Regions from separate parts of the Homo sapiens genome. Here all the other regions are linked to region 1. A link is a contact called in ENCODE Hi-C data. All regions are on one chromosome and are shown on one strand. The core of a region is the stretch at or near the end of the contact, and the rest is flanking DNA. Distances in the headings are between cores, read along the strand shown.

Region 1 (3,226 bases), core at 464-2,963:
ACCCCACTGCCCTCTCTTGTGCAAACCTCTGCCACTTCTCCTCTGACACACTACTGTAGCCACAAGCCTTGCCTCCCTGCCTGCACCCTGATCACACCTTTCATTTTCCAGGGCAGTGAAGTAAGGTCTCAACACATCAGCATAATCATGTCACTTTTCTGTTTGTTTTTCTGCCATCTGGTAGCACAGTAGCAGTGAGCCACCCTTGGCTATGCAGAGGAGGGTGACACCCAGGGGATGGTGTGAGGGGAAGGAACTTAGGTCCCCGCATATCCCCTGATCTGGGTACCACCAGCCCTACGCCTATATTTAGTGACCCTGGGCTCCACCCCACTGGACTGCTCACGTCCATGCTGTTCTGTGCAGGAGAATCAAACTTCCATCTTGTTAGGGCCAGCGTGCTTTGAAGGCTCTTGGTTACAAAAGCACCCTAACCTGCTATATTACTGTACTATACTATTACTATACTACATTACTATACCATATTATTACTATATTACTGGGGTAACCTGCACCCTAGTAATATAACAATTGGTACCTGGAGGAGGGGTGCGGCTGTGATAGAAACCTAAGTGGTACTGGCTTCACGGCCAGGCAGTGAGTAGTGAGGAAAGAGATGGTGCAGGGTAGAAAGCTAGTCATTCCCGCTACGCAGTAAAGACATCTAAAAAAATGCTGCCTGTATTAACTGGGAAGACGGATCCTGCACTTACCAAGCCTGTGTAGCTCTAGAAGAAAAAAAAAAGCAAATATGCGGTATGTTGGCTGCTCACTGCTGCCCCTAGCGAGGAACTTTGAAATAAACGAGGTTAAGTAAGAACTGGCCAATTTGCAAGCAGAGGTGGAAGATAAAATACAGGAATGCCAAGCAGCTCTGTCTTCCAGCTCCAATCCTGCAGTACTTCTTTCAGTGCCCCTAAGACGCTAAGCTCCTTCCTCCAACACTGTTTTTTGTCACCTCCCATCCTGCCTACCCCCGGTCATCCTTCAAGTCTCACACATACCTGACTTACCCACGCACCCTGGGATCTTGTGCAAGTCTCCCCATTACCATCTCATCTTACCCTCTGCTCATCAGTTAATGGACTCAGCCCAAGAAGCACTAACACGCTCAATGCCGGGTAATTTTCTGCGCGTGTTCGCTCCCCACGTACTCGTCCCCCAACACCCAGCCCTGGGCCTGGCACGTGGCAGGCGCTCAGTGAACGAGACTCAGGAACAGTCAGGTGTAGACGGCAGGAGAAGACATGACACGGATACCAAGCACCCGAGGTCCTGCAATGAGTCTCGGCCCATGTTTTAGGGAGCCTGGGTCTGGAGCCCCAGTGAGCGTGTGGGTCAGGAAGGTGCCCGAGCTCCGCGCCCGACCGCGCAGGCGCGAAACCGGGAGAGCGGCGTCACAACCCCGCCCTAACAGGCCACGCCCATCACTGGCCACGCCCTCCCAGGGACGTACGCGAGCGTGCGAGTGTCTTGGGCCAGGCCTCCTCACAGGCAGGGCCGCGCCGGCAAAAACGAGGCGCGGTGGGAACCCGCCCAGGGGCCATCCGCCCTCCCGTCCCTAACGCCCAGGCCCCGGGGGCTCACCACGTCCCCCGGAACCTGCAGATCCTCCGCCCTCCGCTGTCGCCAGCGGCCGAGCGCTAAGCTGTCCATGCAGCCCCAGGGTCAAACCCTCCCGGCATCTCAGGCCTGGCCGAGGCCCGCGCACCACGCCCCCTTCCGCACAAGGCCCTGGGGAGCCAATAAGGAGAGGGAGGGGCGGGACGCCGCGGGAAGCGCGAGAGCACCAAGGCGAGGACCGCAGGCAGGAGTAGCAGAGACCAGAGTCTTCTGAGACTATTGGGATGCTGTGGGCGTTGTCCGTCTGCCCCAAGTCATTACTTCGCAGAGAGGTCCCTGCATATCTCTGCTTGTCGCTTCTCCCTTCACAGGAGCAGCCGTGGGGCTCTAAAGAAAGCATTCTTTCAGGATCCCGCCAAACTTTTGACAACACCCCGTGGATCGGCTGGAGGAGCGCCCGCCTCCTCTGTCTTATGATTGGTTGTTAGGCCTCGTGGGGAGCCGTCTCCCTGTGGCTGGTTGGCTAATAGATGGCGCAGCGGGTCAATTAGCTTGAGCGAGACAGCGGGTGTTTCTGGGAGTTGTGGTCCGCAGGGCTGCCTCGCTTCCGGGTGGGAGCTGCTGTTGCCGCGGTGGGAAGACGCAGAGCTTTCAGGCCAGCCCCGCGCGGCTCACGGCTTTTGTGGCTGGTGGCTGGTGGCTGCTGGTTGGGAGGCCCCGGAAGGACTTCTACTCCTCCGTAGGCTGGAGGGCACTAGGAGGTCGCAGGTGCTGAGCTGCCGGGGCCTTTGGGCTGTGCTGAAGGGGAAAAGCGCAGCCACTGTCGGGAGTGTGTGCTGTGGAGGCAGTTGCCGCGGTGATGTTCGCTCCGCCTGGCCCCTGCCGGGGATTCAGCCAACCAACCCTCAACAGCCGGCGGCGGCTCAGTCTCTGGCCCGGCGCGGTGCTGAGCACCACTGAGCCCTCATCTTAGGGCACCGAGGCCCGGACTCCTGCAGCCGCATGTCCAGGCCCCTCCTGCCTTAGCACGGAGCTCCCTTGACTGCTCCAAACAGCCCAGACTGGCGCCTTTTTTGGATAAATTAAAACGGGGCCAATCCGTTGCCAGCGATTGGCTAACGATGGGTACACGACCTAGTACGGGCCAGGGAGAAGTAAGCGAGGTCTGTTGAGGCAGAGTTTCGGGAAAGATCTTCTAGTTAAAAGGGGAGTTGGGTGGGTGGGGGCTGTTTTCTTCCTGTTGTCCTTGCCCAGTGTAAGTTTCCTGGAGCTGCAGCAGCCTTTTTGTCACCATGAGGGCAGCTGGTGGGAACCCTAGGAAAGCAGGAAATCACCTAGAGCCGGAACAGCCTGAGCCTCTGAACCAACCCACAGCTGACTACCCGTCACTTTGTCGTGTCTCTGTGATTTGAGTCCATCATTCTGCTGCAGTTGAAGGTATCCTTTGACAAAGCCCTGTTCTTAACCATTATGGTGAAACGCATGAATCCCTCTTCGGGCTATTTGCTGCATGATCCTCAGCAAATTAAATAGTTAATCTCCCTCAGTTTCCTCATTTATAAAGGATAGGATGATAAAGCATAGAGATCGTGAGGATTACATGAGGCATTTACCTAGAAGATACTTAGAACAATGCTGGACACAAACTAAGTACTTAACAAAT
Region 2 (3,226 bases), core at 384-2,883, 4.4 Mb before region 1:
TTTGTTTTTGTATTTTTAGTAGAGACGGGGTTTCACCGTGTTAGCCAGGATGGTCTCGATCTCCTGACCTCGTGATCCACCCGCATCTGCCTCCCAAAGTGCTGGGATTACAGGCGTGAGCCACCGCGCTAGGCTGCATATTGGCTTTTTAAAATTTCACTTATCACTTAACATTATATGATATGCAATTTAAATGTTCTTAAATATTCCTGAAAAACAAGTTTATGGTTGCACAGGGTTTATTTTCTACCAAAACCAAATTTGACTATCCTCCTCCTAGTGTTAGATATTATGTTCAACTTTTCACCATAAAAAACAATGCATAACTTGCAAAAACCAAAAAAGAATTATTGGCTGCAATATTCAAATGAAATGATAAAAATCAAAATCAATACATGTTGAAGTAAATGTCTACAAAATACACTATTATATCAAATTAACTGTTAAATTTAATTCACTATTATTATTTTTTTAAGACAGAGTCTCACTATCGCCCAGGCTGGAGCGCAGTGTTGCCATCTCTGCTCACTGCAACCTCTGCCTCCCAGGTTCAAGCGATTCTCCTGCCTCAGCCTCCCTAGTAGCTGGGATTACAGGCGCCCACCACCACATCTGGCTAATTTTTGTATTTTTAGTAGAGATGGGGTTTCACCCTGTTCGTCAGGCTGGTCTCGATCTCCTGACCTCAGGCAATCTGCCCACCTCGGCCTCCCAAAGTGCAGGGATTAAAGGCGTGAGCCACCGCGCCCGGCCTGTTAAATTTAATTCATAAAATTGTTTTGTTACATTTGAAAGCAATTTGTGAGTTGAATGCTTACTCATCAGGAGCATTCCTGAAAACGGACAGGACAGTGAGTTGTAAGAGCCAAACGTGAATTACAAATTGAGACAGCCAAATTGCAAGAGCCAAGTTAATTTTTAAAAACACTTTCTGTATCTTACGGCACAACAAAACACTTTTACTACAAAACATGTATTGTATAACGGATGTGGCTGCGTTTGACAGTTTGAGATGACACTGAGGAGTGTGAAAGAGAGCCTGGACCTTCAAAGCTTGCAAACGGCCCGGGCTATTTCTCCACCTCTTCGCTACTCAAAGCGCTGGCATCGTTTCCTGGGAACCTGTGAGAAATGCCGAGTCTCGGACCCATCCAGAGCGCCCGAATGGAAACCTAGGCGTTACGAGGCCCCAGGTTCAGCGTCTCACGGGTCCTGCACCACCTGGGACGCCCCGCAAGCAGCGGGCATGCCGGGCCCCCAGAAGACTCCGAAAGCCACCCATTCCCTAAACGGGGAGGGCCTCGTCCGCGCGTCCCAGCGCCCTCCCCGGAAGCCCCGCCGCTCCCACACCCAGGATGGGGCCACATGGGCACTAAAAGGCGGGCAGGAGCGCCCAGTCTCGAGATGGCTGGCTCGCCTTTCCAGTCCGGGCCCTCGGGGTGCCCGTGTGAAAAGATGTGACACTGAAGCCTGGGGAAGAAGTTTGAACCTCTCACTAATTCACGTAACGGGAGCCGCCGGCAGCGCTGACGGCTGCACCTCCCCTCCCACGCGGACACTACCTGCAGGATCGGACGACCCCCAGAACTGTTTGCCAACAAAGACATGCAGGGGGCGGAGCCTGAGCGTCAGATACCGTGAGCGGCGTGCAGAGGGCGGAGCCTAGGAGTCAGATACCGCGAGAAGTAGTCTCCCGAAGAGGTTCGGACAAGCGCAGGCGCACTACAATTCCCGCCCTGGCCGCGAAGGTGGCACCCGCAGCGGGAGGCGGGGCCGGGCCTTCGGGACAAAGATCGCGAGATTTAATGGCGAGTCACAGCTACTTCTTCCTGGCAGAGACCGGAAGTGCGGTCCGCGGAGCGTCTCTGGCGCTTACCCTGCTTTGGGCCTGCGTTGCTGCTGCTGCTCCTCCGCTCCCCCGTCGTATCGCCTGCCCTGGATCGAAGTGATGGGGGATGCCAAGGAGGCCGGAGCCGAGGGTCCGCCGGCCGGGGCCGCCGCTCGAGGAGGGCTCAGCCTCCTGTCCCAGGGAGAATCCGAGGAATCTTCTGCACAGGTGAGTCCTCCGCGGAGGGGGACCTGCCAGGGATGTGGGAGCGGAGGACCCGCTCCACCGGGGAGGGATGCCACGGTTCCCGGCAGATTCTGGAGGCTTCTCCATGTTTCCCTGACACCCCCAAAACAGGGAGTTGAAGTCCATGCTCCAGTCGGCAGGTATTCGTATTAAAAGCAGTTCTGGTAGCCGACAGGTGAATTAGATACGATCTTTCCTCTCAAGGAGGGTACATGTAAATATGTCGTTCCAAAACGTGGCACAGTCGTGCAAAGCAGGAGGGAAGAAACGGTGCCAGGTAGTGACTCGCCGAGAATGAGACCGAACTAATTCACAAAGGGTGTAAAATGTTTGCCATGCAGAAGAGGTACTGCGTGAAAGGTTAGAATATTGAACCCAGACGCCGAACTTGCTTTGGGAGTGTGCAAGTGCAGGCTGTGAGGAACGAACCCCCAATGCCTTTCTATGAAGTTAGAGACTCAAGAGTATTTGAACCATGCATGCATGCATGAACCGATGCATCGATTACTAAATATTTGCATTAAAACAAAAAGCCCAAATGTTCTACCAGACTATTTTATGAATGATGTGTTATTAAAATTAAAATACATCTTTGGCCGGGCGCGGTGGCTCACGCCTGTAATCCTAGCACTTTGGGAGGCCGAGGTGGGTGGATCACCTGAGGTCGGGGAGTTCGAGACCAGCCTGGCCAACATGGCAAAACCCTGTCTCTACTAAAAATACAAAAATTAGCCGGACGTGGTAGTGCACGCCTGTAATTCCAGCTACTAGGGAGGCTGAGGCAGGAGAATGGCGTAAACCCCAGAAGCCGAGGTTGCAGTGAGCCATGATTGCTCCACTGCACCCTAGCCTGGGCGACAAAGCAAGACTGCGTCTCAAAAAAAAAAAAAAAAAGAATTAAAATACATCTTTAATACTGAAAATAGGCTTTACTAAAGTTTGCATCTAGTTAACATGATACCATTGAGTCTCCTTGGTTTCTGCTTCTCCACTTTACATGAATACATTTTAAAAGAGATGTGGGTGGTCCATTTTCTAGCTGATAACCATAACCATCATACTCCTTGACTCATCTTTTTTCTTTGAAGTTGGTGTAAAAGAACTAAGTAAATGTTACCATTTATGCTCAAATTTATTAAGTGCTGTTAGTAA
Region 3 (3,226 bases), core at 402-2,901, 4.1 Mb before region 1:
CAGCAAGGATCAGGGTGTACTTCACATCAGGTAAGTGTGCAACAGTCCTTTCCGGCTGCTGGTGATCGCCGTGATGCAGTTACCTGGGCTCTCCTCGGCCCTGCCTCCCACCTGGACCCTCAGCTGGCTGTGGATCACTGCAGCAGCAGCTCCTACTCCAGGGAAAGAATGTCTTTCACACCTTCTTGGTTTCTGGACCCCATCCCCCACTAACAAGGCCTATCAGGGATGTGTCTTAGCCTAAGCAAGACAGCCAACAGATGACAGTCTTGACTTACTTGTTGGTGTTACTGGAAAAGCATTGCTTCTGGTTTCCTGGGCAAAATGTCACTCTTTTCAGACCCTTAGTAGTGATCACAGGGGGCTCTAGCTAGAGTTCTGGTGTCTCATAACAAAGTTAATTAAAGTTAATTTAAAAAGTGAACAGCAAAAATCTTGAACTATAATTTCTAGTTCCATAAAGTGAATCCATAAATCTTCAATACATCAATCTATGAAACTGAACATTTACAGGGCCCCCACACTGAACCTGCTGAACTCCCCAGGGTTGCTCAAGCCAGAGGCCCGGGCAGTGACTGACTCCATTTCCCTCTTCCCCAGGACCAGCACGAGCACCGTGTCCTGTGTCCCCTCCTGTTGGCCCAGTCCGCACTCTAGAATCTGAGCCCAGGCCAGTCCACACTCCTCTAGATCTTCGCACAGCCAGCTATCTCGGCTTCAGAATGCATGTTTCCCTCGCCCCCTTCAGACCTCAACAGATGCAGGGTCCCCAGGAGCCTTCCTGACAACCCCCTGCCGCTCTGTGGGGGTTGCTCCCCTCCCATGATGCCCTCTCTCCCTGCAGTCGTACCCCTCACTTATGCCATGTCATTCTTGCTTAATGTCTCTCCAGGACCCAGGAGAGTGGCTGGTGTGTGGCAGACACACAAGTACTTGTTTAATGAGCCCCTGAGCCATGGCCAGGCCAGGGAGCAGTGAGCCATGCTTGCTCATGGCCTGCCTTGATTTTATATATGTATGAACAGGGTGGAGGCAGCGGTATTTCAAATGCACTCTATTTTATGCAGTAATGGCCACGGGGGATGGAGTTAGGCTCTTACATTGTTTTCACTTTTTAACATTCTTACTTGTTAAATGAAGGGTTGGTGACTCTGTGGGTTCCCTGGCTTTCTGCAAACCCTCAAACCTGAGTACTGCTGGTCACGCATGTCCACAGCAAAGAGCCAGAGTTCACCGCCCTTTCTCCTACCTTCTTCTCCAGTTTGTTTCATTGCCATTCAGTTTGCTTGGATGGAGATGGAATGGGTGGCAGGGTCTCTGATAAATTAAAAACTAAAACCCTGCTATTTTCATATAATAAATGCTAAAAGCCATATCAGAGCATTAAGTTGCAGCCAGAGACCAGTCATCAGGGCTGCCAAGGCTGAGGTGTCACTGGGGAAAGGGGACACTGGGCCCAACCCTTGCTTCTCCCCCACTGCTGTGGAGGCTCAGTGAAAGGCCAGACTTTTGAGTCCTCTTCCTCCTTGCTGCAGGGCTGGGGCCTGCCAGAGTGGTAACCTGCTACTCTCTCAGGAGCAGCACTGAAGCATGTCCATGTTTTAGCAGAAGCTCAACCAGGAAGTCGCTGCCCTTCCTTGCACTGTTTCTGCAGACGTGCCTGGTAGGCTGGACTTCCCCTCCTGAGCCCCGAGAACTGTGTTGTGTCTGTTGTCATGGAAACGATGGCAAAGCCACAGAGTCAATGCTGCCAGTCACAGGAGGCCTTGGGGACGCGTGACCTCCTCTGCAGCAGCACTGGTCACGGTCTCCATGTCATGGGAGGGCTCAGATGAGTGTCAGTGAGGCAGTAGACGCATGCTCCTGCGATCCCACGGGCTCCTGGCCCTGGCCGCGCTCCCTGTTGGACTCTGCAGCTTCCTGCCTTGCTTCTTTCCCTCGAAAAGAGGCATCATTTAGACTTGCCCCTGAATTGCCCAATAAGAACTCAGAGAAAACAGCACCGCACCAGTAAACCATTTCTAAAGGTCATCCGAGGAGAAATGGCCACGAGTTCAAGCACAGCTGCTACTAAGAGCTTCTTGGGGGACAGGCAGACCTGTGTGTGTGTAAATCTTAGCGAGATCACATTAGGCAAATTACTTAACTTCCCTGAGCCTCAGGTCCTAGGTATGTGAGAAAAGAATCATACCACCTTCTTCAGAGTTGTATAAGGAGGGGATGACATCATGGGCATAAAATGCACCACACAGCACCTGCACACATCATTCCATATGCAAAAGCTGTTGCAATGACTCCCACTGCTGCCGTGACTGTCACCTTTACTAAGAGGTGGGTGTCTTTCCAGTAAGATTTTTAAAAGGCATTAAACTTCACACCTTGTCACCCTACCACACAGATGTCGGCCTTTACAAAGTACTTTGATACAGTGATGACATTCATACCCATTCAGCAGTTCACTATAGAAATGACCTTAGTTAAGAAAAGTGTCGCAGGCTAAGGAACTGGCAAACTCAGCCACTCAGTCAAAGCAGAGAGCAAGGAGCCTCAGAGAAGATCGGGCAGGGATGAGAGGGGCATCTGGAAACTGCGGGAGACCCTAGGCTGTGTAGACCCATGTGGGGTCCCCACTGGGTTTCTTGTTGGCTCTACCTGCACCCATGCTGACAGCTGGCGAGCCCACCCGCCCCCAGGTGCTCAGCCTCCTCCCACCGGGATGCAGGGGCTTCACTGACCTGCTTGCCGGATGGGGCCGCTGTCTGTGCTTCCTCCAAAGCCAAACTTGTCACAGAAGGGAGGTGCCCAGTGGGCCTCGCAGTGGCAGTTCTTCCTGTTGTTGCACACCTTTCAGGGCAGAGGGGAGGGACGTGGGGTTAGGGCATATGCTCTGTGCATCACCACAGCAGAAGCAAGGGGGGCCATGGTCAGAGCCCCCCCCCAACACTGACACAGCCAGACTCAGCACACGCCATGGTGCGAATAAGCCCAAAGCCGGCACTACACACCACACAGGGGCGACCAAACCTGAGGCTGTGAAGATGCATCATCTGCCTATTAGTGGCTGTAAAGAGAGTGATGAAGATTATTTGGGTTCATCAGCTTGCCTCCCCCACCCACCTCACTTCCTTCTCCATCTCCCCATCTTCCTTTTTCAATCTGGAAAACTGTCTGACCATGAGGAGAAGCCCCCTCAGCAGTGAGGAGGGACCGTGCTTTGGGGCTACAG
Region 4 (3,226 bases), core at 727-3,226, 3.3 Mb after region 1:
TGGGGTGCTGGGGGGTGTTGGGGTGTGGGTAGTGTTGGGTGCTGGGGGGTGTTGGGGTGAGTGTGCTGGGTGCCGGGGGATGTTGGGGTGTGGGCAGTGCTGGGGTACCACGTGGTATTGGGGTGAATGTGCTGGGAGTCCAGGCCCCTCTCCGGCCCCTCCACCCCAGCCTGGATCTGCAGGGCTCCTCTCTTCTCACCCTCTGGTCTCTGTTCAAATTGCCCCTCCTAGGATGTTCCCTGACCCCACCCTCCCGAGCCCCAGCCTCCCTCTGTAGCCAGCAGCCCCACCTGCATTTGCTGTGTCACCAGACTGTTCTCTCTGGGGACACCTGCCCATCAGACGCCTGGGAGAGAAATTCAGATTCCACAGGGTTTTATTGTGGTTTTGTGCTCCTAGGACCATGAGGGAATGCAGCTTCCTTAAAGTACAAAAATCTTTATCATTGACATTTAGGGTTTCATCAATTCTGTATCCCAGGGAGAAAGGCAGCAAGACCCAGGCTGCCCCCTCTGGGTGTGAGGGACCGGCTTGGTGAGGAGGGGGCTTGGGGGCATTGACCTAGCAGGAGGCCCTGACTGCCCCCACTCAGCCCAGAAACCACCTGGGAGGCTTCTGTCTTCCACGGAGGGGCCACTCTCTCATGCCCAAAAATATTTACAGCTAGGCGTTAGGGTATTAGGTGGTTTAAGAACATCAGAACCATGGCAATATTTTTGTACTTAGAATTTGAGCATGTTTGGTATTTTCAGTAGCTTGTTTAAAAAATTCCAGTAGAGGCTGGGTGCCATGGCTCATGCCTGTAATTCCAGCACTTTGGGAGGCTGAGGTGGGCAGATCACCTGAGGTCAGAGTTCGAGACTAGCCTGGCCAACATGGTGAAACCCCATCTCTACTAAAAATACAAAAAAAGTAGCCGGGCGTGGTGGTGCGCACCTGTAGTCCCAGCTACTCAGGAGGCTAAGGCAGGAGAACTGCTTGAACCCCGGGAGGCGGAGGTTGCAGTGAGCCAAGATCACGCCACTGCACTCCAGCCTGGCGACAGAGCGAGACTCCGTCTCAAAAATAAAAATTCCGGTAGAGTAATACTCTTGTAACGCAGTGTGCAATTGAGCAGTTGCTGACTGCTGATTTAGAGTTGAAATCCGACTATATTTATGTCTAGTCTTGGACAGTGGAGAATATTTCAGCCTCATTAATTAATCGGTTTAATTTAGCAGAACTGCAGTCAGTATTTGGAAACAGTTTGTTATATTAAACCCTGAAGTACTTGAGGCTGCGCGCGGTGGCTCATGCCTGTAATCCCAGCATTTTGGGAGGCCGAGACAGGTAGATCACTTGAGGTCAGGAGTTGGAGACCAGCCTGGCCAACATGGTGGAACTCCATCTCTACTAAAAATACAAAATCAGCCGGCGTGGTGGCAGGCGCCAGTAATCCCAGCTACTCCGGAGGCTGAGGTGGGAGAATCCCTTGAACTCAGGAGTTGGAGGTTGCAATGAGCGAGATCGTGCCACTGCACTCTTGGGCAACAGAGCGGAGACTCCGTCTCAAACAAAACAAAACAAACAAAAACCCTGAAGTACTTAAAAAGAAAATGAAGAGATTACATTTATAAGGTAAATTTAAAGTATTTGAGAGATTTTAACCAAATTGTAAAAAGAGATTGCTAAATTTTTACACTTATACTCAGGATATGCTTAAGGGAGAACGATGATTTTTAATATTTAATGAATGTTAATAAATCTGCGAATTACTTAAACCCACAAAACCCAGGAACCTCCCCGTCCCCCCGGGTCTCCTCGCAGTCCCGCCCCGACGCTCGACCCACCATTCGTCCCTCCCTCTGGGCCCGGGCCCCGCCCACTCCGGGCTTCGCCGGAGGCGGAGGCAACGTCGTGCGCACGCGCAGGCCGTGGTGCGGCCCCTTGGAGCGCCGGAAGCCCGCAGTGCCGGAGGCCCGCAGCGCCGGAACCTCAGAGGCGGGTCGCAGCGGCGCAGAGGAGGTCAGCTGCGGGAGCGTTTCCGGGGACGGTGCCGCCATGAGATTGACCCCGCGCGCGCTGTGCAGCGCCGCCCAGGCCGCCTGGCGGGAGAACTTCCCCCTGTGCGGTCGCGACGTGGCGCGCTGGTTCCCGGGCCACATGGCCAAGGGTGAGGCACGGCGGGGAGGGGCAAGGTCATGCCTACGGCCGCGGCGCCTCTGCTTCCCTCCCACCCCGGTTTCGGCCGTCGCCTGCTTCTCCCGGTCGTTCTGGGCTGGCCCCGCCCCTCCTCCCTTGTCTCCCCTCCTTCCCCGCTCTCACCCGCTCCCGGAGCCGCCGGGACCCCTTCCCCTGCGCAGCTGCGGGAGAGGCCCGTTCCCGCGAGTGCCCCCGCGGCGCAGCCTCGGACCCAGGGCCTGCTTGACCTCCTACCTCTGGCCCGCCGCCCCTGTCCTCTGTTCCCAGCAAGTTCCTTCTGCCCTTTTAATCCCCCGAAGCCTCCGTTTCCACATGTTCTTGACAAGATAGACTTTTCTGAGTCTTTTGGGGACTAAATGAAACAGTGGGTATGAAGGCACCTGTTCAGTTTTAACTGGTATCTTGAGTCGTTCTCCTGCTTAACGTCTTTGGTAATTCTTACTGTTTGTCACAATTCGGCCCCAAGAAGACCTCTGGGGCCAGCCCAGCCCGTCTAGGTGTTGTGATGGCCACTCCTGCGTCGGCTCCGCGTGTACTGGGGGCCGAGGGGGAAGAAGGGCCCGTGTGGGTGACTGAGGCTGTGTCCTCGGTCTTCGGATAACACTGGAGGGGAAGAAAGCTGGAAGCTTTGTTATCTTGGTTGTGTGTGGTATTCCTGGTTAGGGGACTATCGTCATCATCCCCGCGAGGTAGCAGGGGCCTAATGAGCCAGTGTTACTCTGTGTTATAGCCCAGATTAAGACCCGTGGAAGGGCCCGGCCCGGTGGCTCACGCTTGTAATCCCAGTACTTTGGGAGGCCGAGGTGGGCAGATCACGAGGTCAGGACATCGAGACTATCCTGGCCAGCATGGTGAAACCGTGTCTCTACTAAAAATACAAAAAATTAGCCCGGCATGGTGGCGCGTCCCTGTAGTCCCAGCTACTCGGGAGGCTGAGGCAGGAGAATTGCTTGAACCTGGCAGGCGGAGGTTGCAGTGAGCCGAGATCGTGCCACTGCACTCCAGCCTGGGTGACAGAGCAAGACTCCGTCTCAGAAAACAAAAA
Region 5 (3,226 bases), core at 727-3,226, 3.3 Mb after region 1:
CACTCTGGAGACAGCCCTGGACTCTGCTGAGACAAGGCACCAGGAAACACCTTCTTTCAACAAATGCCAACAGGTGAGGGGGTGTAAGGCAGCTCCTTGCACTTGGTACCGCCCCAGTGCCAAGACCTCTGGCCAACTGGACGCAGGGTGGGGGATGTGAAAATCCTGGGTGTTCCTGCAGCATTAAGATCAGGCACAGGTCCGGAGCAGCAGGCCAGCCCGAAAATGGGAGACGCAGGCGCTTCTCGGTTGGCCTGCTGCACAGGACCTGCGCCTGCTGGGTGGACAGCAAGGTGGGAAGGAGACAAAGGACAATGGCGTTCCAGGGGTGAGAAGGTGAACCTGAAAAGACAAAGGTAGCCTGTGTGTTGGATGCTTGCCTCCGTTAGTGGCAGAGCAGGGATCATAGTCCCTGTGCTATGGGTTTCTTTTTTTTGGAGACCGAGTCTCACTCTATTGCCCAGGCTGGAGTGCAGTGGCGCAATCTTGGCTCACTGCGACCTCTGCCTACAGGGTTCAGGTGATTCTCCTGCCTCAGCCTCCCGAGTAGCTGGGACTACGGTCACACACCACCACACCTGGCTAATTTTTGTATTTTTAGTAGACATGGGGTTTCACCATGTTGGCCAAGGTGGTCTTGATGACCTCAGGTGATCCACCTGCCTCAGCCTCCCAAAGTGCTGGGATTATAGGCATTAGCCACTGTGCCCCGCCGTATCCTGTGGGTTTCTAGGGGTAACTGGAAGATCACAGGTGAAGTGTCTGGCAGCAGTGCCCGCCATGCAAGATCCAGGAAAGGGCTGCTGTCAGGGTGGAGAAGCCGAAGGCCAAGGAGAGCATGGAGATGAAACCAACACAACTCAGTGGTCCACTGCTACACAGGGTGAGGGAGGAAGAGGAAGCAAGAGTTCTTCCCCAGCCCAAGGCATGGCCCAAGATTCCTCAGATACTAGAGCCGGTGATGGCCGCTCATGAGTGGGGCCCCGGGTGAGCCACGAGGGAGGAAGAGGGCAGCCCCCTGTGGCTGGGGAGGAGGTGTCAGCTTTTCCCTTAGGACCCTCTGAGGGGTGGCCCTGGTCAGGAGGCACCCAGGACAAAATGCACCTGCATCTCCTGTTCTCGGGCTGGCCGGCTGCACAGGAGCTACGCCTGCTCTTAGAGCCGAGGGAACACCCCGGATTTTTACAACCCCCACCCTGCGCCCAGTTGGCCAGAGGTCTTGGCACTGGGGCAGTACCAGCCAGCCGCCGGGCCTCCCGCAGGACGTGGCCTGGTGAGAGTGGCCTCCTGCAGAGCCAGGCAGGGGGTGGGGGTGCGGGCCAGGGTCAGGTGGGTGGTGTCGGTGCGGGGTGGCGGGTGGTGGGGGGGTGTTAAGCCTGGGTCAGGCTGTGGGTGCGGGTCAGGTGGGGGGTGCAGCACTAGGCGAGGGGGGTGTTGCAGGCCTGAGCCAGGCAGGGGCTGCGGGTCGGGGTCAGGTGGTAGGTGCGGGGTCAGGCAGGAGAGTGCGGAGTCAGGCCCTGGGGATGCGGGATCGGACGGAAGAGGGGTGCGGGGTCAGGCCGGGGGGTGCGGGGTCAGGTGGGGGGGTGCGGGGTCAGGCGGAGTGGGGTGCGGGTAGGGGTCAGGCCGGAGGGTGCGGGGTCAGGTGGGGGGGTGCGGGGTCAGGCGGGGGGGTGCGGGGTCAGGCGGAGTGGGGTGCGGGTAGGGGTCAGGTGAGGGTGCGGGGTCAGGCGGAAGAGGGGTGTGGGTTGGGGTCAGGTGGGGGATGCGGGGTCAGGTGGGAGGGGGGTGCGGTCTGGGATCTGGTCTGGGCGTGCAGGTCGGAGTCAGGAGGAGATTCGGGCCGCCAGCTCTCACCGCGCACTCACCCGAGGCGAAGGGACGCCAGGCGGGACAGCGAACCGGGGGCCTCAGCGGGCCGCGGACGCAGGACAGCAGGACACGCAGGGCGGCCATGGCTCTCTGGACTCCTCGCCCGGCCCCGCGGAGCCGCCCCCTCGCCTATAGCCTTTCAGGGCTCGCTCCGCCCACAGGCCAGCGCCGCGAGACCAGGCGGCCCTCGCGAGATCAGCCCGGGCAGAGTGAGCGGGTCGCTCTCCGCCAGGCCCCGCCCCCAGGCCCGAGCTGCCGCTCGCGGATCTAAGGCCGAGGGGCGTCCCCGGGACCCCGCCCTGGGCTGGGACCAGCGCCCTCCAGGCCCCGCCGCAGTCGCCCGCGCCCCCGCCCCCGCCCCAGCCCTCGGGGTCCCAGCTGGCCCCGGGGAGACCGCGCGGAGGCGGAGGCAACGGCGGCGCCTGCCGGGCTCTGCGCCGCCTCCCCCCGCCCGCCTGCCCGCCTGCCCGCCTGCCCGCCTGCCCGCCTGCCCGCCTGCCCGCCTGCCCGCCGGCGTCTGTAGCAGCGGACACAGCGCGCCCAGGCGCAGGGCCAGGCACGGTGGCAGCGGCGTGGGCACTGAACGCCACATTAGGAGGAGTTTTATTTTCATGCACACAAGACTTCAACAGATTTAAATAATAAAAATTTCATTCATTTAAGTTATTTTATTTATACCTTTTAAATATCTAGACAAGTATTGTGGAGCATCCATTTGTGTACTTGCCCGGATTCTGCAAACGCCAGGGTGGAGATAAAACCACCCTGGATAAAATGGAATGGAAAGCGAAACTGCTATTGTGACCGGTGGAGGGTGTCCAGGTTCTTGACGTCTTGAACAAAGAACTGGACAAAACGCACAAACAAAGCACGGAAAGAAGGAAGCAACAAAAGCGAGATTTATGGAAAACAAAAGTGTGGCCGGGCGCGGTGGCTCAGGCCTGTAATCCCAGCACTTTGGGAGGCCAAGGCGGGCAGATCACCTGACGTCAGGAGTTTGAGACCAGCCTGGGCAACATGGTGAAACCCCCCTCTCTACTAAAAACACAAAAATTAGCCGGGCGTGGTGGTGCACGCCTGTGGTCTTAGCTACTCGGGAGGCTGACGCAGGAGAATTGCTTGAATCCGGGAGGCGGAGGTTGCAGTGAGCCGAGATCGCACCACTGCCCTCCAGCCTGGGCGATAGAGCCAGACTTCGTCTCAAAAAAGAAACAAGAAAAGACAACGAAAATAACTCCACACTGTGGGAGCGGCTGAGCATAGCGGCTCAAGAGCCCCGTTACAGATTTTTTGGGGGGGTTAAATACCCTCTAGAGGTTTCCATTGGTTACTTGGTGTACGCCCTGTGTAAATG
Region 6 (3,226 bases), core at 462-2,961, 3.2 Mb after region 1:
CTTACTATTAATCACACAAACTGACAGGCCCAGCAACTGTGACTGGGAGGGACTGACGTCCTCCTCACAGAGGCTGTGAGCTACCGCAGGGACGCGTGCTGAGGGAAGCAATGCACGCATGTCACACTCCACCACGGACAAGCGGGGCACACACTCCTAGTGAGCACACACTCCAAGTGATTAAAACACAGAGGGACGTGAAAAAGAGTCTCTGTTGAGAGCTCAAAGCTAACTGTACAAATTGGTTTGAAAAATGTTATTTTACAACTTGTGGAAAATGTCAAGAGCCCAAAGGCTTTTACAGAGACAGAAAGTACAGTCATGCATCACTCAACATTCTGAGAAATGCCTGGCCAACATGGTGAAAACCAGTCTCTACCAAAAATACAAAAATTGGCCAAGCCTGGTGGCGCACACTTGTAATCCCAGCTACTTGGGAAGCTGAGGCACGAGAATCGCTTGAACCCAGCAGGCAGAGGTTGCAGTGAGCCCAGATCGCGCCACTGCACTCCAGCCTGAGCGACAGAGAGAGACACTATCTCCAAAAGAAAAAAAGAGAAACGTATGGTTACATGATTTCCTTCTGTGCGATCATCAGAGTCACTCGCAGACCTGGATGGTGTACGGCCTACAATGCACCTAAACCACCTAGAGGAGCCTCTTGCTCGTGGGCTACAAACCTGCCCAGCAGGTGGCGGTGCTGAACACTAGACAACTGTAACACAGAGATATTTGTGTATCTAAACATGGAAAAAGTACAGGGGCAGGCATGGTGGCTCACGCCTGCAGTTACAGCTCTTTGGAACGCTGAGGCAGCAGGACCACTTGAGCCCAAGAATTTGAGGCCGCAGCGATCTATCAGCTATGATCGCACCATTGCACTCCAGCCTGGGTGACAGACGAGAAAGCTAAAGCCTCTATCCGCCACTGGGCCCATTCTCTGCAGTAGATCTGAAGCGTCCACTGCTTCCCGCGTGTGTTGTCATTCACCATTTTAATTAGGTGACTCTTTACTCTGACGTCTGTCTCTCCTACAAGGCTGCCGCGCCCTCCTGTGATGCCTTCCCCCACACGCCCTGAGCACCTAGCACAGGTCCTGTGTTTCACGGGAGCTGCGGGGACTGGAGAGGTCGACAGGACCCCGACAAACCAGGAAAGGGCCTTTGAACTAAAGTAACGGGAAGTCACCCAAGGGCTTTAAATTAAAAACGGTTACAATAAAACTGGAGTCACTTTGGCTCCAGTTCGCGACTGGTTTAGAGGGAACAAGATCCAGGGACTGCAGCGGGAGACGACAGGCGGGGCAAGGCGGACGGGAGAGGGCGTGCGAGAGGGGGACCTGCGACCCGGCTTCCCAGGGCTGGGAGGGGACACCCGGGACGACCCGGAGGCCCGCTCCGCCCCGCCCCGGCTGAGTGTCGGGCCGCGGGGCAAGACGCTGGCCTGGCCGGTGCAGGCCCGAAGGGCTTCGGCCCCAGAGTTCGGGGACCGCTGCACAGCCAGAGGGAGCGCGCGGGAAGAGCCGCGTCCCGCCAGCCCCGTCGCCTCGTGGGCCCCCCCGGGCCTGGCAGTCCCCCAACCCCCTCATCACGCCCGCGCCCGCGTTCGGCCAGGACTCACCGCAGTCCCGGAGCCACAGCCCCCGCGCAGCCCCCGACGGCGGCGGAAGTGAGCGTGACGTCACGTCCGGCTCGGCTCGCGGACGGTGGCCGACAGGCTGCGCCCGCCCGCGCCCGGGGTGATGCAGTTGCCCCCCGCGCTGTGCGCCCGCCTCGCTGCGGGGCCCGGGGCGGCGGAGCCGCTGCCTGTAGAGCGGGATCCCGCGGCTGGGGCCGCGCCCTTTCGCTTCGTTGCGCGCCCCGTGCGCTTCCCGCGGGAGCACCAGTTCTTCGAGGTGCGTGAGCAAAAGAGGGAAAAAGTAGTTGTAGGATCCAGTGGGGCCTACGGCGGCGAGGCGGGGCCGGAGCCTGGAGTGGGAGGGGCCTACGACTGCGGGGCGGGGCCGGAGCCTGGGACAGGCGGGACCTGAGGTGGTGGGGCGGGGCCGGAACGTGGAGTGGGCGGGGCCTGAGGCTGTGGGGCGGGACCGGAGCGCGGGATGACTGGGGCCACGGGTGTGGGCGAGGCCTGACGCGGTGGGCGTGCCGCGAGTCACCTGGCCCCGCCCACGGCGCACTTTTCCTGCAGGATGGGGACGTGCAGCGCCACCTCTACCTCCAGGACGTGATCATGCAGGTGGCCGACGTGCCTGAGAAGCCCAGGTAAGCGAATGGGCAGTGCCTAGCCAGTGCTACTCCTGCGCCGCCTCCCTGACCGGTGCCTGGTCCCTGGGGCTGTGCTGCCGCTCTTCCATGTGCGGCCGCCCCACCGAGGCGCTGTGCCTGTCCAGCTTTGGCGTGGCCGACTCTTCCACCACCTAGCCTGTTTGTGAAACTTAATTCATAAAAAGAGGGTTTGGGATTGCAAAAGATGCATAGGGGCTTTATTGGACGTCTCAAAGGGAAACTGTGCAGAAAGTCCAGCTTGGTTCCTCGCACCGGAGGAAGGGCTCCTGAAGCACGTCTCCTTGGCAGGGTGCCCGCGTTTGCCTGCCAGGTGGCCGGCTGCTGCCAGGTGTTCGATGCCCTGGACGACTACGAGCACCACTACCACACGCTGCACGGAAATGTTTGCTCCTTTTGCAAGCGGGCCTTCCCTTCCGGACACCTGCTGGACGCCCACATCCTGGAGTGGCACGATTCGCTCTTCCAGATCCTGTCTGAGAGGCAGGACATGGTGGGTGACAACTGCACAGCCGCCGAGGCCACCCCCCATTGGTGATGGGCTCAGAGTGCTGCCCCCAGCTCTCGGGTGCTCGGGCAAGGCCGGGGACACCTTTCCGCCCTTGGCAGCTCTGCTACGGGGGCATGGCGGTGGGGGAGGGCCAGGGGTCAGAGGGAGGTGACACGGTCTCCATTTCAGTATCAGTGCTTGGTAGAAGGCTGCACAGAGAAGTTCAAGACCAGCAGAGACCGGAAGGATCACATGGTGAGGATGCACCTGTACCCCGCGGACTTCCGGTTTGATAAGCCAAAGAAAAGCAGAAGGTAGGGAGCCGCCAGGCTCAGCACGTGTCTGCTTTTGATTTTAGGAAAAGGTTTCCAACTAGCCGGAATGCATAGACGGTCAGACTTATTAAGCACTTGTGTGTCACCTAATGGGGTGTTCACCTGCAGGTACCTGAAGC

Evidence for each region. Hi-C counts contacts between places; a loop is a spot of excess contacts on that map. Pooled maps may share reads with other maps.
Region 2: a loop to region 1 is called in a map of CD4-positive, alpha-beta memory T cell, with 20 times the contacts of the local background. The contact joins the promoter of EDRF1-DT here to the promoter of C10orf143 in region 1. A Hi-C loop is called at or near these places in 2 of 168 maps with a recorded cell type or tissue (CD4-positive, alpha-beta memory T cell and naive thymus-derived CD4-positive, alpha-beta T cell) and 10 of 50 pooled maps.
Region 3: a map with no recorded cell type shows a loop between it and region 1 (14-fold over the local background). The contact joins the enhancer-like site here to the promoter of C10orf143 in region 1. A Hi-C loop is called at or near these places in 4 of 37 single-sample maps with no recorded cell type and 3 of 50 pooled maps.
Region 4: a loop to region 1 is called in a map of naive thymus-derived CD4-positive, alpha-beta T cell, with 16 times the contacts of the local background. The contact joins the promoter of MTG1 here to the promoter of C10orf143 in region 1. A Hi-C loop is called at or near these places in 1 of 168 maps with a recorded cell type or tissue (naive thymus-derived CD4-positive, alpha-beta T cell), 4 of 37 single-sample maps with no recorded cell type and 9 of 50 pooled maps.
Region 5: a pooled map shows a loop between it and region 1 (6-fold over the local background). The contact joins the promoter of ECHS1 here to the promoter of C10orf143 in region 1. A Hi-C loop is called at or near these places in 4 of 37 single-sample maps with no recorded cell type and 7 of 50 pooled maps.
Region 6: a map of naive thymus-derived CD4-positive, alpha-beta T cell shows a loop between it and region 1 (16-fold over the local background). The contact joins the promoter of ZNF511-PRAP1 here to the promoter of C10orf143 in region 1. A Hi-C loop is called at or near these places in 2 of 168 maps with a recorded cell type or tissue (naive thymus-derived CD4-positive, alpha-beta T cell and ovary), 1 of 37 single-sample maps with no recorded cell type and 9 of 50 pooled maps.

Annotation. Positions count from the first base shown.
Region 1 is chr10:130,109,117-130,112,342 of GRCh38, forward strand. C10orf143 (chromosome 10 open reading frame 143) reads right to left here and starts at 1,714. Exons shown (of 4, transcript NM_001355042.2): 1 at 1,588-1,714. The coding sequence starts at 1,656. LOC102724883 (a long non-coding RNA gene) reads left to right here and starts at 2,177. Exons shown (of 3, transcript NR_188169.1): 1 at 2,177-3,000. RefSeq lists enhancers at 1-178, 769-878, 1,039-1,218, 2,079-2,408, 2,889-3,018 and a silencer at 1,409-1,788.
Region 2 is chr10:125,717,860-125,721,085 of GRCh38, forward strand. It overlaps EDRF1-DT (EDRF1 divergent transcript), which reads right to left and starts at 1,634. Exons shown (of 5, transcript NR_033847.1): 1 at 1,563-1,634. EDRF1 (erythroid differentiation regulatory factor 1) reads left to right here and starts at 1,850. Exons shown (of 25, transcript NM_001202438.2): 1 at 1,850-2,056. The coding sequence starts at 1,949. RefSeq lists enhancers at 966-1,075, 1,556-1,635, 1,751-2,733.
Region 3 is chr10:126,040,305-126,043,530 of GRCh38, forward strand. ADAM12 (ADAM metallopeptidase domain 12) reads right to left here. Exons shown (of 23, transcript NM_001288973.2): 18 at 2,736-2,844. Among named protein-coding and RNA genes, the nearest start is that of FANK1-AS1, 69 kb to the left of the region's middle. RefSeq lists an enhancer at 2,610-3,226. Within about 2 kb of position 1,652, at least 19 of the 41 ENCODE cell types and tissues checked have a DNase peak (open chromatin) inside an H3K27ac peak, as active enhancers do.
Region 4 is chr10:133,392,181-133,395,406 of GRCh38, forward strand. It overlaps MTG1 (mitochondrial ribosome associated GTPase 1), which reads left to right and starts at 1,977. Exons shown (of 11, transcript NM_138384.4): 1 at 1,977-2,152. The coding sequence starts at 2,041. RefSeq lists silencers at 1,769-2,118, 2,179-2,378 and an enhancer at 2,703-3,226.
Region 5 is chr10:133,371,378-133,374,603 of GRCh38, forward strand. ECHS1 (enoyl-CoA hydratase, short chain 1) reads right to left here and starts at 1,977. Exons shown (of 8, transcript NM_004092.4): 1 at 1,869-1,977. The coding sequence starts at 1,956. It overlaps MIR3944 (microRNA 3944), which reads right to left and starts at 286; the gene lies at 179-286. RefSeq lists a silencer at 1,740-2,249 and an enhancer at 2,631-2,720.
Region 6 is chr10:133,307,203-133,310,428 of GRCh38, forward strand. It overlaps ZNF511-PRAP1 (ZNF511-PRAP1 readthrough), which reads left to right and starts at 1,712. Exons shown (of 9, transcript NM_001396060.1): 1 at 1,712-1,894; 2 at 2,188-2,261; 3 at 2,574-2,775; 4 at 2,962-3,086. The coding sequence starts at 1,742. It overlaps TUBGCP2 (tubulin gamma complex component 2), which reads right to left and starts at 1,670. Exons shown (of 18, transcript NM_006659.4): 1 at 1,621-1,670. It overlaps ZNF511 (zinc finger protein 511), which reads left to right and starts at 1,712. Exons shown (of 6, transcript NM_145806.4): 1 at 1,712-1,894; 2 at 2,188-2,261; 3 at 2,574-2,775; 4 at 2,962-3,086. The coding sequence starts at 1,742. RefSeq lists enhancers at 847-1,076, 1,800-2,495, 1,903-2,197 and a silencer at 1,307-2,156.